Regions from separate parts of the Homo sapiens genome. Here regions 1 and 2 are each linked to region 3. A link is a loop called in an ENCODE intact Hi-C map of the cell type or tissue named here. Cell type or tissue: A673. All regions are shown on one strand. Links, peaks and the distances in the headings refer to the core of each region. The heading gives the core; the rest is flanking DNA.

Evidence for each region. Peaks named below come from ENCODE experiments on the same cell type or tissue, not always from the same donor. Only the 100,000 strongest peaks of a DNase experiment are listed, where the experiment ranks them.
Region 1: a loop joins it to region 3, with 5 times the contacts of the local background. A loop is called at or near these places in 1 of 110 quality-filtered maps.
Region 2: a loop joins it to region 3, with 2.3 times the contacts of the local background. A loop is called at or near these places in 1 of 110 quality-filtered maps.

Annotation. Positions count from the first base shown.
Region 1 is chr13:39,368,441-39,370,940 of GRCh38, reverse strand. The region is part of intron 3 of LHFPL6 (LHFPL tetraspan subfamily member 6); the gene reads left to right. Among named protein-coding and RNA genes, the nearest start is that of LHFPL6, 230 kb to the left of the region's middle. In A673, for the core only: no CTCF peak of the experiment used is centred there; DNase peaks (open chromatin) are centred at 290, 700 and 1,430; H3K27ac peaks cover 2,500 bases.
Region 2 is chr13:39,764,989-39,767,488 of GRCh38, reverse strand. It overlaps a transcript of COG6 not described here. Among named protein-coding and RNA genes, the nearest start is that of MIR4305, 100 kb to the right of the region's middle. In A673, for the core only: a CTCF peak has its summit at 1,489 (motif pointing left); a DNase peak (open chromatin) is centred at 1,508.
Region 3 is chr13:39,048,645-39,059,920 of GRCh38, reverse strand. It overlaps NHLRC3 (NHL repeat containing 3), which reads right to left. Exons shown (of 7, transcript NM_001012754.4): 7 at 9,812-11,276. It overlaps LOC105370169 (a long non-coding RNA gene), which reads right to left and starts at 6,849. Exons shown (of 5, transcript NR_187783.1): 1 at 6,593-6,849. In A673, for the core only: a CTCF peak has its summit at 8,604; a DNase peak (open chromatin) is centred at 8,590.

The DNA.
Region 1 (2,500 bases), core at 1-2,500, 320 kb before region 3:
TTTGCAATTTCTGGCTAGGTCAGCTGGGTAAAAATGCAAACAAAAGTATAATTTTTTAAAAAAATTTTGAGCTCTTGGTGTTAGTGGATGCTTCTCAAGCAAGAGAACCTGCTATTGGTCTCTGTGACATTCAATATGACTCGCTTCATTTTGTCCAGAAGTTAGAAAGCTCCTATGACTCCTGTGGACTTTTCGGGTTGCTTCATGCTCAGGCAGGCCAGGCAGCTCTGTGCAGTTTCTGCAGGCATCTGCGTTGTGTGCCAGAGCAGGGTTCTCCTGACTCAAGCAGCAAGTGTTTGCAGAGAGCGGCAGTTAAAGTGTCTGTCACTCAGCTCAGGAAGAGACTCCTAACACTTGATGCACTGGTCATTGCTTAGAGTAAATGGATTATTCCATTTTGAGATTGCTATTTGGGAGGTTGGTTAATAGTAAGGTATTGAACATGCATTGAAATGTAGGCAAATTTAAGGCCGTTAATGCAGCAATGATGTCCTACCTCCCAAATGACTATTAACTGAATATTTTCTAAACTTTTGACACTTAAATCCAAGTCACTGGAAGTCATTTAGAAGGTCCAGCATGAGCCTGGATTTCCTCACCCAGAGCTCTAGCACAGAATCACAGGAAAGCCAAGCAGCTGCTGTGAATTCAACAAAGACCCAAATTGTATAGGAACCCATGGGGGCACTCAGGAACTTGGCTCCAAATGATGCAGGGAAACTTCCGCGTCCAAGGGAGCCCACCCTGGCCAGTGATGACATGACTGAGCAAAGTGTTCAGGCACCCGCAAGGCAACAATAATAAGCTTTTCTGGTCACTCAGCCTTTCTTAGGGGCCTCTTTCCATCAGATGAAGAGTTTTCTGCCTTTACTCTAGAAGTAGGGAGAATGCCACATTTTTTCAGGGATGTTCATTCAACCTGCCCATTCCAGTAGGTTCCACGTTTTCAAAATCAGAGCCAGAACATTTCTATTTTATAACTTAGTAAACACCTCTTGTCCTGCTTTGGGAAAAAGGACCCCACTCTGTACAATCATAGATTCAATTTGATCTGTTTCCCTAAACACAGTTTTGCAGATCCCAGATGAACCTGTGGGATAGGATTTTTCAACTTCGGTGCCTAGCTTGGTGTTTGGTGTTCAATAGATTCACTTACTTCCTCAAGCAAATATTTATTAAGCACATTCTAGGCAACAAAAGTTGTGCCACAAACAAAATTGTGAAGAAGATAGACATAATTCTTACTGGCATGCCATATATCTGCCATCTATTGAATGGTTAAAAAATTAGGAGGGAGAATGAGAGGAAAGGAAAGGGGGAAGGAAGGGAGGGAGAGAGGGAGGAAGGAAGGAAGGAAGGAAGGAAGGAAGGAAACCTACTATGAATTTTTGATCACAGAAACAGCAGCTGCCATCATGTTTCTGTATATATTTGGCCACTGATATCCTACCAAGAATCATGGCATCACTTTTTAAGGGACTAATGGCCTAACCACCTCCCAAAAAAAAATTTAAAAACCAAGTCAGGGTAATCATTTAAAGAACCAGATACCCTGATAGGTGGAAAAAAAATTGCTCTACATTCTTTTTTTCTCAAGTCTATTTTGGCTTGGTTATTTCAGTGTGGATCATTCCTACTCTTTTATTTATGCCTTTGTAAAGCTTCATTCAGTGGCTTGCAGAGATTTATAGCAGGGAAATTCAAGCAATTGTGGGAAAAAGGAAATCTCTTAGAAAACCTGTGGGAAATAAGATTTCTTGAGATATGGTTACAAAACTATTGGGGAGAATATGCTAGTCTCTCTTTTAAAGATTCTTCTTTTTTTTTTTTTTTCAGTGTTGTCCTTTTATTAGTTTAAAAAAAAAAAGACGTACCTGAGTTTGCCTTTTCAGATGTAAAGTACTTAAGGACATTTAGGAAATTGAGCTGTTTCATTCTAATTATTTTTTGTATTATGTGTTCTCAACCATTATATTCTTTCCCATCATTTCAGCCAGAATATATAAAATATAAAACAGAAAGAAGCCCCTTTTTATCATTAGTGGCTCTGTTGTCAAATAGTCATTCCTGAGACCTGTGGACATTTATAGAATGCTGTTGCCATTTTAATAAGAAATCAAGACTGAAATAATTTTTTTGTTCTTTCTGGTTTTGTTGTTGCATTGCAATTGTTTTATGTCACAGTTATTGATTATTCATTGCAGTCATTAATGATGCCTGTCTCTTTTTATTCTCTCACTTCTAATTTGTGCCCTTTCTAAAGATCATAAATCATTTTAAAATCATGCTATGAAGGAACAATCTTCAGTCCTTTTTTCTGAGGATTTTGTGTCTTTTTTGATGTTGTTATTGTTGTTGTTGAGACGGAGTCTCACTCTGTTGCCAGGCTGGAGTGCAGTGGCGTGATCTTGGCTCACTGCAACCTCCACCTTTCAGGTTCAAGAGATTCTCCTGCCTCAGCCTCCAGAGTTGCTGGGACTACAGGCGTGCACCACCAGAC
Region 2 (2,500 bases), core at 1-2,500, 720 kb before region 3:
AATGCCCCCAGTAAGAACTCCTGAAGGGGGAAAAATGTCACCTACTCACCTCCTTTAAAATATTTTCAAGAAAAAAATCCGTAATTTCTGACAATAACCTAAAACTCTCATTATCCCAAGAGCCTCAAGTGGTCATGCTTCACTTTGTTCTCAATTTCCTAACATGAGTACAATCTGGCAATTAGCACAACTTAGTCCGGAAGGAGCCAAATTATTTTTTGTCTCAAAACCCTCACACATTAAAATGTCAAGACTAATGAGTTATTTTCTTTTCTGTTGTAGAAAGCAGATAAACGTTAACAATCTGGTGTCAGTAAGTGTCACTAAGAAGACCCAAAATATGCAGAGTGCTTATTGTAGGCACTTTTTAGGCAAGGAGATGAAGGAAACAAATAGAGAAGGAAGGGGGTAGAGTTCCATACCCCAGCCCTAACCTGTACACAAAACACTGATCATACCCTATCACCCTTTAAAACAAGACATGTCAAGTCAACATTAGAGAGCTTAACTTCACCCTAACCAGCTTACGTGACTCATCTCTCCTGGTAAGCACCTGCCTTTAAATGCAGATTTTCACTTATATGCACAGATTTGTTTCTATGCATGATTAAATACTCTGTTGATTCTTCAGATAAGTTCAGAAGCGCAAAAAAGTAGGAGGATAAGCTTTTTAATTACAAGCAATTCAGCCTGGCAAATAGAACTCTCAACCTGTCCAAGTCCTGGACTTCCAAACCTTGCCAAGATCCCCATCTGCTTCTTCTGTGGGAGCTTGGGGAGGGGGTGCTGATTCAAGTTCCCACAGAAAGAATTAGAAAATCTTGGACCAAATGCTTAGTTCTAACAAATAAAGAGCCTCAGTTCTGGATAAAAGTCAAATTGTTAAGATATTCCACTGCTCTGGTTTTGGGATGGGGTTAGGAGGGAGTATGGGATGGGGTTAGGAGGGAGTATGGGATGGGGTAGGATGGGGAAATGACAGAACCAGATTTCAGCTCATCTTGATGAAATTTGGAGTTACAAAGGCTACTCTTGTTCCCCCAGGTTTTTTTGGGAATGGGCCAGGGGTGACTGGATGCCCAGAATCCTCTGAGTGGCTCTCCCTACTCCACCTCCATGCCCAGTTTCCTTGAGTGCCAGGATACTCCAGAAGCCTCTGAATGGAAGCCCCTGAAATGTTATGAAACAGAAATTGGCAACCCTTTCCTTTCAAGTTGCCAAGTGGGAGAAGTATTGGTAGGTGGTGGAGGAACAGGGAAGGTGAATGCAATGTGTTAGCTGGGAGTCATGACTCAACATGTAAGGTGTCCCCAACTGTGTAGCCACTGCTCAACTGACAGGCAGATGGAGGGGCAGATGGGCGAGAAGGGTGGAGACAGAGGCAGTACTGGGGAGAGGGTCCAGAAGCCAGAAGTGGCTGGATGGCAGCTGCTGAGTCTCAGCCAGGCTGGCACAGTTATCAGGAAGCCTGGAGTGCCACCCTCTGGTAAGTGAGCCAAGGGTTGGGTTGCTAAATCCTGTAACAGAACCCTCCCTACAGGCACTTGGCATTTGAGCCTTAATGGTTTTGGCACTTGGCCTAATTGCTCAGAATATGTGCTCGGTTAGAGAGTAATTCCTTCATTACACTCAGTAAGTATCTGCACACAGCACAGAAGCTGTGATATTTTTATTCCAGTAATTCCTTTGCCGACCACCAAAATTCTATGAAACCTTAGGCTATTGGATATAAACCAAACTCAGAGTTTTACATTAAGTTTAGGCTCCAGATTATGAATAATTTTTAAAGCAGGATGTCTACCCAGTAAGAAAACTGCTTTATTTTGTTCAAGAAACCACCTAGAAGGAAAGTTGCAACATACAGTTAAAAAAAGGATTCACATTTTATCTTAAAACACCAAAAGCTGGAAATCAATCTGACATACTTGCTTAAACTTGTTAATGTGATTGAGTACCATAACACATTTTGGGATTAAGGTCATTTCAGTGAGTGAAATAAGATTATTTCTAGTATATGAGATATCTAGATCTTTCAGAGATTAAAGTCATATGCTAGTATTCAAAAATCAGCTAGAACCAACAGAATCCCACTCACCCAATCCAGGGTCTGGGAGAGAAGGATAAGTGAACAATATGAATAGGGCCTCAATATGCTGTGAGGATTTGCTTAATTTACCATGGGATCAAAGCAAATGGAACTGCCAGTAATTCATATATCCGTGATTGGCTTAATTGGTAAGTCTACAGTTAATTTTTATAAACTGTGGAATAGGAGACAGAAAGAGAGAGATATCAGAGGGCATGGCAGAAGGAAGTCTCTTAGCGACTCTTTTTTAAGGAACAAATTTGATTGCCTTATTTCCTTGCTAAAAACTTTAATAGCAAAAATGCAAATAACATACTTCTAAGTAACACATAGTTCAAAGAAGAAATCATAATAGATAGAATTTATATATCTAGAAATAGCGTAAAAACATATAAAGCAAAAACTGACAAAACT
Region 3 (11,276 bases), core at 7,440-9,939:
TTGTACCTAATAGACATGTACAAAATACTACACCCAACAACCACAGAATATACATTCTTCCCAACTGCACAGGAAACACACTCTTAAGATTAACCATATTTGGTTATAAAGCAAGTCTCAGTACCTTTTAAAAAATTAAAATCATACCAACCATACTCTCCAATGACCGTGCAATAAAAATATAAATCAATACCAAGAAGCCCTCTTAAAACCACATAATACATGGAAATTAAACGACTTACTCCTGAATGACTTTTGGGTAAATAATAAAATTAAGGCAGAAATAAAAAATTTCTCAAAAATTAATAAAAACAGAGACACAACATACCAAAATCTCTGGGATGCAATGAAAGCAGTGATAAGAGAAAAGTTTACAGTACAAAATACCTATATCAAGAAGTTAGAAAGATATCAAATTAATAATCAAACATTGCCCCCAGAAGAACTAGAAAAACAGGAACCTCAATGCTAGCAGAAGAAAACTAAAATCAGAGCAGAACTGAATGAAGTTGAGATGCAAAAATACACACAAAAGATCAATGAAACCAAAAGTTAGTTTTTTGAAAGGATAAACAAGATTGATACACTGCTGTCTAGATTAATAAAAAGAGTAACAATACAAATAAGTAGAATCAGAAAAGACAAAGATGACATTACCACTGATCCCACAGAAATACAAAAGATCCTCAGAGACTAACTACTAAAACATCTCCATGTACTCAAACTAGAAAATCTAGAAGACAGCCTGTGCAACACAGTGAGAACCCATCTTAACAAAATATTAAAAAGTTAGCCTGGCATGGTGGCATGCACCTATAATCCCAGCTACTGAGGAGGCCAAGGCAGGAGAATCACTTGAACCTAGGAGGCGGAGGTTGCGGTGACCCAAGATCGCGCCGCTGCACTCTAGTCTGAGTGACAGAATGAGGTTCTGTTTCAAAATAAATAAATAAATAACTGAAGGAAAAGGAAGGAGGGTAGGGGGGAAGGGAAGGAAAGAAGGAGAGAGAGAAAGAAAGAGAGAAAGAGAGAGAGAGAGAGAAAGAAAGAGAAATAGAGAAAGGAAAGGAAGAAAGGAAAAGAAAACAAAATCTGGAAGCAATGGAAAAATTTCTGGAAACACACAACTTCCCAAGATTGAACGAATAAACTGAAACCCTGAGAAGACCAATAATGAGTGCTAAAATTGAATTAGTAATAAAAATCCTACCAACCAAAAAAAGTCCTGGACCAGATGGATTCACAGCTGAATAATATCAGACGTACAAGGATGAGCTGGTATCAATCCTACTGAAACTATTCCAAAAAAAATCAAGGAGGAAGGACTCTTCCCTAATTCATTTTACAAAACCAGCATCATCTTGATGCCAAAAATCTGGCAGAGACACAATGAAAAAAGAAAACTGCAGGCCAATATCCCTGATGAACACAGATGCAACAGCCCTCAACAAAATACTAACAAACCAAATCCAGCAGCACATCAAAAAGTTAATTCACCATGATCAACCAGACTTTATTTATGGGATGCAAGGATAGTTCAACACACACAAGTAAATAAATGTGATTCACCACATAAACAGGATTAAAAACAAAAACTATGTGATCATCTCCATAGACCAAAAAAAAAAAAAAAAAAAAGCCTTCAATAAAATCCAACATCCCTTCACAATAAAAGCCTTCAACAAACTAGGCACTGAAAGAACATACCTCAAAATAATAAGAGCCAGCTATGACAAACTCATGGCCAACATCATACTTAATGGGCAAATGTTGGAAGCATTTTGCCTAAGAATTGGAATAAGACAAGAATGTCCACTCTCACCACTCCTATTCAACCCAGTACTGGGAGTCCTAGCCAGAGAAATCAGGCAAGAGAAAGAAATAAAAGTCACAGAAATAGGAAATAAAAGAAGCCAAACTATCTCTCTTCCCTGATGATATGATTCTATACTGAGAAAATGCCAAAGCCTCCACCAAAGCCTCTAAGAATTGATAAACAATTTCAGTGAAGTTTCATTATACAAAATCTGTGTACAAAAATTAGTAGCATTTCTATACACCAATAATGTTCAAGCTAAGAGCCAAATCAAGAACACAATCCTATTTACAATAGCCTCAAAAAGAATACAATACCTAGGAATGCATCTAACCAAGGAGGTGAGAGACCACTAGAAGAACAACAAGTGCACTGAAATAAATCAGTAATGACACAAACAAATGGAAAAACATTCCATACTCGAGGATGGGAAGAATCAACATCATTAAAATGGCCATATTGCCCAAAGCAATGTATAGATTCAACACCATTCCTATTAGAGCACCAAGATCATTTTTCACAGAATTGGAAAAAACTATTCTAAAATTCATATGGAACCAAAAAACAGCCTGAATAGCCAACACAATCCTAAGCAAAAAGTACAAAGTGGGGGGGCATCACATTACCTGACTTCAAACAATATTATAAGGCTACAATAACCAAAACAGCACGGTACTGTTATAAAAATAGACACATAGACCAATGGAACAGAGTAGGAAACCCAGAAATAAAGCTGCACACCTGTGACCATATGATCTTTGACAAAGTCAACAAAATAAGCAATGAAGAAAGGACTCTCTACTCAATAAATGATGCTGGTATAACTGGCTACCCATATAGAGAAGAATGAAAGTAGACCCCTATCTATCACCATATGTAAAAATTAACTCAAGATGCATTAAGGACTTAAATATAAGACCTCAAACCATAACATTTCTTGAGGAAAACCTAGGAAATACCCTTCTCAATACTGGCCTTGACAAAGAATTTACAGTTGTCTTCATAAACAATTGCAACAAAAACAAAAATTGACAAGTAGGACCTAATTAAACTAAAGAGCTTTTGCAAAGCAAAAGAAACTATCAACAGAGTAAACAGACAACCTACAGAATGGGAGAAAACACTCAAACTATGCACCTGAAAATAGCCTAATGTCCACAATCTATAAGGAACTAAATCAATAAGCAAAAAACAAATAGCCCTGTTAAAAAGTGGGCAAAGGATATGAACAGACACTTCTCAAAAGAAGACATACAAGTGGCCAACAAACAAATGGAAAAATGCTCATCATCACTAATCATTAGATAAATGCAAATCAATCTCACACACGTCAGAATAGCTTTTGTTAAACCGTCAAAAATAACAAATGCTGGTGGGGTTGCAGAGAAAAGGGAACACTAATACACTGTTGGTGGGAATATATTAGTTCATCCACTGTGGAGAGCAGTTGGAAGACTTCTTTTTTGTTTTGTTTTGTTTTTTTAGACAGAGTCTCGCTCTGTTGCCAGGCTGGAGTGCATCGGCGCGGTCTTGGCTCACTGCAACCTCCGACTCCCTAGTTCAAGTGATTCTCCTGCCTCAGCCTCCCAAGTAGCTGGGATTACAGGAATGCACCACCACGCCTAGCTAATTTTTTTTTTTTTTGTATGGAAGACTTCTTATGGAACTAAGAGCTGAACTAGCATTTGACCCAGCAATCCTATTACTGGGTATATAACCTAAGAAAAATAAATCATTCTACCAAAAAGGCACATGCATCCATGTTCACTGCAGCACTATTCACAATAGCAAAGACATGGGATCAACCTAGATACCCTTCAATGTTGGACTGGATAAAGAAAACATGGTACACATACACCAAGGAATACTATGCAGCCATAAAAAAGAGTGAAGTCATGCTGTTTGCAGCAATATGGATGCAGCTTGAGGCCAGTATCCTAAGTGAGAGAATACAGAAAGAGAAAACCAAATACCACATGTTCTCACAAGTCGGAGCTAAACAATGGGTACACACAGACATAAAGATGGGAACAACAGACACTGAAGAATATAAGAGGGAGGGGGTTGGGAGAGGGAGAGGGCTGAAAAAGTACATATTAGGTATTACCCTTACATCCTGGATGACAGGTTCAATTATACTCCAAACATTAGCATCATGCAATATACCTTTGTAACAAATCTGTATATGTAGCCCCCCAGAATCTAAAAGTTGAAAATATATATAAACAAGTAAAATAAAAGGCATGATTTTGATACATAATTGCACTAATCTATTTAATAATATAGTCCATTAAAAATCACTTTTATTGCTATTGTTGATAACCAAAGTTTCTTCTGATATCTATAATTTGTGGAAGACTATGGAAACTTTTCAAGTTGAGCCAAAAAAAAAAAGAAAAGAAAAAACAAGAGCTTGTTTTTTCCAAAGAATGGATAAGATTTCATTAAATGAGAATTATTTATATTTCCTTCTTTGCCACAGCTACAAGAAAACTCCAAATTAACTTAATATTTTATTGCTGTAACTATTACTAATCCAGGTTTCCAATAAATGTACTTTCTATAAAATGTTTGTTTGACATTACTTTTTCTATTTTAATGTATTCTTTTATTGTAAGGAAACTCAATTTCCTTTTGGAGATGGAAGAAACATAATTAGTAAATTGTATAAATAGAACTCTACTGCCCTTTGTGTTTCAAGAATAGAAGTTCCAAGCAAGACATCATGATTAAAATGTTTTCCAATAACATAAGAAAAATAATCTGTAACATTCATTACATCAACATATTGTCTACATCAATGTCAAAAGCCAGTTAATAAAATTAAGTATTCTTAATAAAACTCTAAGAGACAAAGAACTGAAATATGAAAATTACCAAAACTTAATAGCAAATATCGTATTATTAATAATTGGTGTAGTGCAAACATTTCCATTAAAATCAGAAATAAGATAAGGATATCCCCCTATCATTCAACATTGTTTTAAATAGTGTAGCTAATGTAATAAAATTTTGAAAATCAAACAAGCAATACAAATATTGAAAGATGTATAGTTTTTTTCAGTGCTCCACCCACAAAATCCAAATGTCCATAATAGCTAATTAAAATAATTAAGGTTAATTGTTAAATTAACTCATTAAATTATTAAATTAAATTAATTAAGGTTAATATATTATATATAAAACAAATTGATTCCTTTTCTCTATACCTCCAATAACTAAATAGAAATGGGGAAAAATCCTACTCTAGTATCGGTAATAAATGCATGGAATAAATTTGATACAGGAATCTAAATTTGTCACGAGAAAAAGGCACAGCATCTATTTTTTTAAAAAAACTTGTAAAATCTTAAAGGACATAAGACATTGGAATGACATATTCCTGGATACAGAATCTTAAAACAATAAAAATATCCATCTTTCTCAAATTAATGCAGTTTAACTCAGTATTACATTTCTTAGGAATGCTTTCACCTGCAAGAAAACATTCAACTAACAGTGGCTTTAGTCACATTTAATTATCTCCCATAAAAAGAAGTCTGGAGAAAGGAAATACAAGGACAATGTAGTGGTTCCCTAACATGCTAAAAACCCAGGCTCCTATCTTTCTGCCTTAAGATTGCTGCTTTGTGGCTTCATGGTTCTGAGACGGCTACTGCAACTTCAGGCATCACTTCCAAGTTCAAGGCAGGGAAGAAATGGATAAAGGAGTGATGCTGCTATTTTTTAAAATCAAAAAAGCAAATGCTTTTCTAGAAGTCTACCAGTAGACTTCCAATTATGGTCAGAGCCACGTCACAGAGCTACCTCTAGTTGCTAGCAGGCTGAGGAAGTGAGCACCCAGCTCTTCCAGTCGTTACAGTAGTGGAAGGAAAGGCAGAAGAACACTGAAAATGGGTATTTGCTTAACCAACTAAGTGTTAATGTATACCATAAATGTTAACCAAAATCCCATTTTTCCTCTCAATTTCCTCTGTCTCTCCAACTAGAATATAAATTGCAGAAGGTGGGAGTCTTTACCTTGATCATAAATTACTTGTTGGATAAACAGCATTAATGCCAACTAAAAATAGCCATGTTTTTTAAAATGGCATTTCTAAATGATAGATGCTTTAGTATATTACAGCCTTACCTTTAATTTTCAATACTGTGACTAAACACAGAATTATATAATAGGGAAGTTCATGTGGTCTCACCATTCTCCCAAACCCTGCCCAAAGGTGGTAGCATGACTGCCATTGTCTGATTGAAACACCACACGTGAATCTCTTAAGGTTTGTTGAGTGCTTATTGCATGTCAGAGACAGGGCTTAATGCTTTACATGCATGATCTTATTTGTATTCACAATAATTCCATAAGGAAAATACTAGTATTCCCATTTCACAAATGAGCAAAAAAATGAGGCATAGCTCAAAACAATACAAATTAGTTGCAGGGCGTGGATTAGAACGTAGGTCAACCTAACTCTGGATTCCAAGCTGTGAAACACCAAGCTTTACCACATCCACTGCTACAGCCCATTCCACTGCTAGAGGAGGGTTCTTTTATTGGGCTGATCCAATGGACCACTCTATTATTTGTACTCATTGTCTTAGTTCTGGAGGAAAGTGCAGAATTCTATTCACTCTACTACATGATCACCCTCTGAGACTTCAGAATTATTTCCAAACACTGTTATTTTGGTTACCTGCTTGTATTAGTCAGGGTTGTCTACAGAGACAGGATGAATAGGATAGATGGATATATGAAAGGGAGTTTAAGGAGTACTGACTCACATGATCCACAAGGTAAAGTCCCATAACAGGCCACCTGCAAGCTGCGGAGCAAGAAAGCCAGTCCGAGTTCCAAAACCTCAAAAGTAGGGAAGCTGAAAGTGCAGCCTTCAGTCTGTGGCAGAAGGTCTGAGAGCCCCTGGCAAACCACTGGTGTAAGTCCAAACGTCCAAAAGCTAAAGAACTTGCAGTCCAATGTTCAAGGGCAGGAAGCATCCAGCATGGGAGAAAGATGAAGACCAGAAGACTCAGCCAGTCTCATCCTTCCACGTTCCTCTGCTTGCTTTTATTCTAGCCACGCTGGCAGCTGATTAGATGGTGCCCACTCAGATTGAGGGTGGGGCTGCCTCTCACAGTCCATTGATTCAAATGTTAATCTCCTTCGGCAACCCTCTCACAGACACACCCAGGAACAATACTTTGCATCCTTCAATCCAACCAAGCTGACACTCAATATTAACCATCACACTGCTTTTGGGTTAAACAGTTTATAGGATGCCCCCTTAAAATGTAGTAGCCAAAGGAAACAACACCACGGAGCTATTTACTAGATATATAGACTATCTTGTCGATTAAACTGCCATTAAATCTACACTTCAATGTTGTCTAAGATTGCAACATTTTTCTTAACAAGGCTTGTAATATTTTTGGCCAACAAACTTTCCAAAACTTTTTCAAATAATTTGTTGCCAAACCAGGTGTCCTCCGATGAGGACTTAACGTTTAGCCATGTTGTTTCAACTGTCTTGATCCAGTTCTTCTGACCTAGTTGGGCATAATGCCCTTTAGATGCACATTTATATTTACACATATGCACACAGACTGCACAAACGTAACCCCCATACGCTCCACACAAAACTGAATACATTTACCTCAATTAATGTTGATTAAAAACAAACGTACATATAGTTAGTTCCTTCATCCCTTTAGTTAAGTAAAAATAAGTATTTCAGTTCAATACAGGAAGCATCAAAATATTTAAATACTTCTTTATACACACTGTGAAGAAAAATGTTATAAAAACATTTAACTGGTGATTGTGACAATTTGTATATAAATGTCGTATTGTAAAAAAAAATTTCTAACACATATTACAGTAACTAATTCTCACTAGGAACAAATCTGAGAATCTGCACCATGCAACTAAAATTTTCTTCCTTTGATAAAGCGGCTGAAAATTGAGAAGCAAGTTTATAATATCAATTTGTTGTGACTCACGCAAATTAATCTATTAAATTAATTTAAATTAAAATTAATTTATTTAAATGTAACTCATGTAGGACATGCTTGTTTTAATGTTACAGTGAGTTTTTTATTTATGAATTACATAGAAGCAGAATTAAGTCATATTACTTCATTGTTTACAATGGAAAAAATAAGTTTTAAGTAGTGTTATTTTTCATTGCTCAAATTCTATTCAATTCTTATACACCAAAGGAGCATCTACATGTCATTTAGCGTTTAGAGGATTAATTTATAAACTCATGGATTCCAGAGTAGCTGATGAAGAAATGACCTAAGAGTCTTTATAAAAAACTTATTTTTCTTATTTGTAAAGTAGCAACCACAAGGTGAAATTGTTTTTTTTTTTTATACAACAGCAACAACGACAACAAAAAACAACTACTAGGGAGAAAAAAGAATGATTCCCCACTAATACAAATTCATTCTCTATTGTACTAAACTCACACATTCAGATTATAGTTTCACCTTCATTTAAAATAAGTTAATTCACTTCTGGCTGTTAGTCTGAATTACTGAAAAGGTTTAAACTTTTTTTTTAATTGTGGACAAGTCCAATTAACCAGTAAAAAATTTCCAACAATGCTTGGAAAATGTTTCACCCATAAAGCAATTTCCTTAAGATGTAAGCAAGTGGCAGAAAAAAGAAAAACAATGAAAGTATGGTGAACACTGTAGCTTCAATTAAAAAAAAAAACAACCAAAGTATGAAGTTTAGCCCATGTTTGATTTCAAGAAATGCTTATAAGCAGAACGCTACTGACCTCTTGTGTATCAAGAATGTAACATAACACAAGTGCCAAAAATGGTATCTCCTAAAACTACTAAAAGACAAGGTTTAAGTAGCTTGTTTTCCCAACCAGGTAGGGAACTATTAGAGCAGAGGACACTTGACTGAGTGCTTTTATATGTTTGTTGTCTCAAAACTTTTTACTGAATCAATAAAGATGATTATTTTGATTTTTTATTGTTGCTGAAAATATATAGCAGAGAATACAACAAATTAAAGTAATAAATTTAGGACTTTTAAAAACTCTCATTTATTTTGGTAAGCCTAAAAAGCAAAAATTTGAGTTTCCATTTTAATGCTGACTATCCAATCTGTCCTGTTTTCAAATGCAAAAGTGCTTAAAAACAGCAAAGGCAAAACAAAATAGGACTTTATTGCCGTAGCCTTACACTACATTGCTTGAAGCAGTCTTTTAATCTGTTAAGTGACCTAAGAACAAAGTCCTAGCACTTTGGGAGGCGGAGGCGGGCGTATCACGAGGTCAGGAGATCAAGACCATCCTGGCTAACACGGTGAAACCCCATTTCCGCTAAAAATACAAAAAAAAAAAAATTAGCCGGGTGTGGTGACGGGCGCCTGTAGTCCCAGCTACTCGGGAGGCTGAGGCAGGAGAATGGCATGAACCCGGGAGGCGGGGCTTGCAGTGAGCCGAGATGGCGCCACTGCACTCCAGCCTGGTCGACCGAGCGAGCGAGACTCCTGCGCTCCAGCCTGGGCGACCAAGCGAGACTCTGTCTCAAAAAAAAAAAAAAAAAAAAAAATTCGTGGTAAATCTCTGTTCACCATCAGATTTCATCCAAGTTTTCTCTGATCGATAAATATTCCACTTGAAAGACCCAATCTGATGGTACAGGTAGGGAAAGATAGAGCTAAATCTATAGCCTTTGGTTTTCTAATTTAGAACACTTTCTCCCCTCCCCACTCCAAGAATAGACCTAAAAAGTAGAAGTATAAAGATGTTCCACTTTTAATGCAGAAATGTAGACAATTAGCTAGTTATTACTGTCAGTTGTACCCTCCCACCACCTCAAAACAAGCTACATTCTTTAAATGTTCTAAGCAACTTCTAGTCATATTTATGCACATCAGCTTACACGCTATATGTGTGAAAAGTGGGATATTCTTTCAGCATCAACTTGTGATTTCATAATTGCTGAAATTCTTTAAAGGAATAAAAAGTTATAGACTGCTTTTGTGACAATAAAATCAAACTTTAATTGGGGAGCCAGATAATATTGCCTTTTCTTTCCAAAATTTTAATTTATACTTTTTAGTAAAAAACATAACACATTTCTCATTCATTTAACCAATTAATCCAAAGGAAAAAAGTGAAGTACTATAATCACAGGTACACTAACAAACACTTTTACAAAGACATTCAGAAATATTTGCAGCAGGTTTTATAAGACTCTGATATAAAACAAAGTAAAATAAAACGTTTTGAAATGGCAAAATCGGTTTACCTAGCCTGAATTGCTTCAAAGAGGCATTTGCACTTCTTGTCCTGGCTTAATAAAACAAAGTAAAATAAAACATTTTGAAATTTCAAAATCAGTTTAGCCTAAATTGCTTCAAAGAGGCATTTGCACTTCTTGTCCTGGCTTAAAAACAAACCCTGAAATTACTTTCTTTTATCCAAATCAATTGACCATATTAATCTGCATAAAGTCTATGAGGATACGTTTTGATAAATGCTATAAACACAAAATTAAGGCAAATCTGATAGTTATTGTCAAATAAATAGCACATTTAGAAGGGCCTTTGTTAATAAAATGCCTCTAATGTATCCAGAGGTATAGATTTCAAAGGGCAAGTCTGTACCTGTTGCACATCTGATTCTCACAGCATTCATGAAAGAGGAGACAATGATATTCCCATTTCACTGAAAACTAAGGTGACTTGTTTAAGGTCATACAGTCCGATCAGTGGCACCAACACATTTACCAATGGCCTTGGAATACAGAGTACAGGGCTTCCTGTTGGTAGATTTACCTTCCTAACCTCACGGAGATGTGATCCAAGTATCAAAACAAGTGTGAGTCCCTTCAGGTCTGGAAAATACTCCAGCCATAACAGGTGAAGAGGAAAGTCAGCTCAAGATTTGTCATATGCTACACAATTTACAGTAAAACACTGGGAAAAGCAGGAAGCTGATGTGAGGAAGGGTGAAGAATGATTTGAAAGATTACAAAATGGCAAAGTTCCTCCAAAACCTATAATAAGCTAAAACAAACTGGAAAAAAAAAAAAAAAGGTCTTAATTGGGAAGCCAATATTCACACCAAAGGAGGGAGTGGGAGGAGAAGATGTAGGAGGAAAGCAGGAAATTATCATCTTAACAGCTCAAAGGATTTGGCACATATCCATGTTATCTAAATAATCTTGAAATTTCTTTGAGGTAGACAAATGTTAGGAATAAGTTGAGTTCATGTAAAACAAAAGAAAGAAAAAGAAAAAAAAAGAGAAGGAAGCTCTACAATCCTTAGTTATTTGTAAAAACCTCTTTTACTAAAGTGCTTAGATGCCAGCCATTTTATTCCTACATTTAAAGGCTGACTGACATTAAATATCTTATAGGTAATGGACAGAAGCCAAGTTGGGCTTTAAAAAAGGCCTAAAAGCCTATCAAAGTTTACAGTACACTTCTAACTTTTTA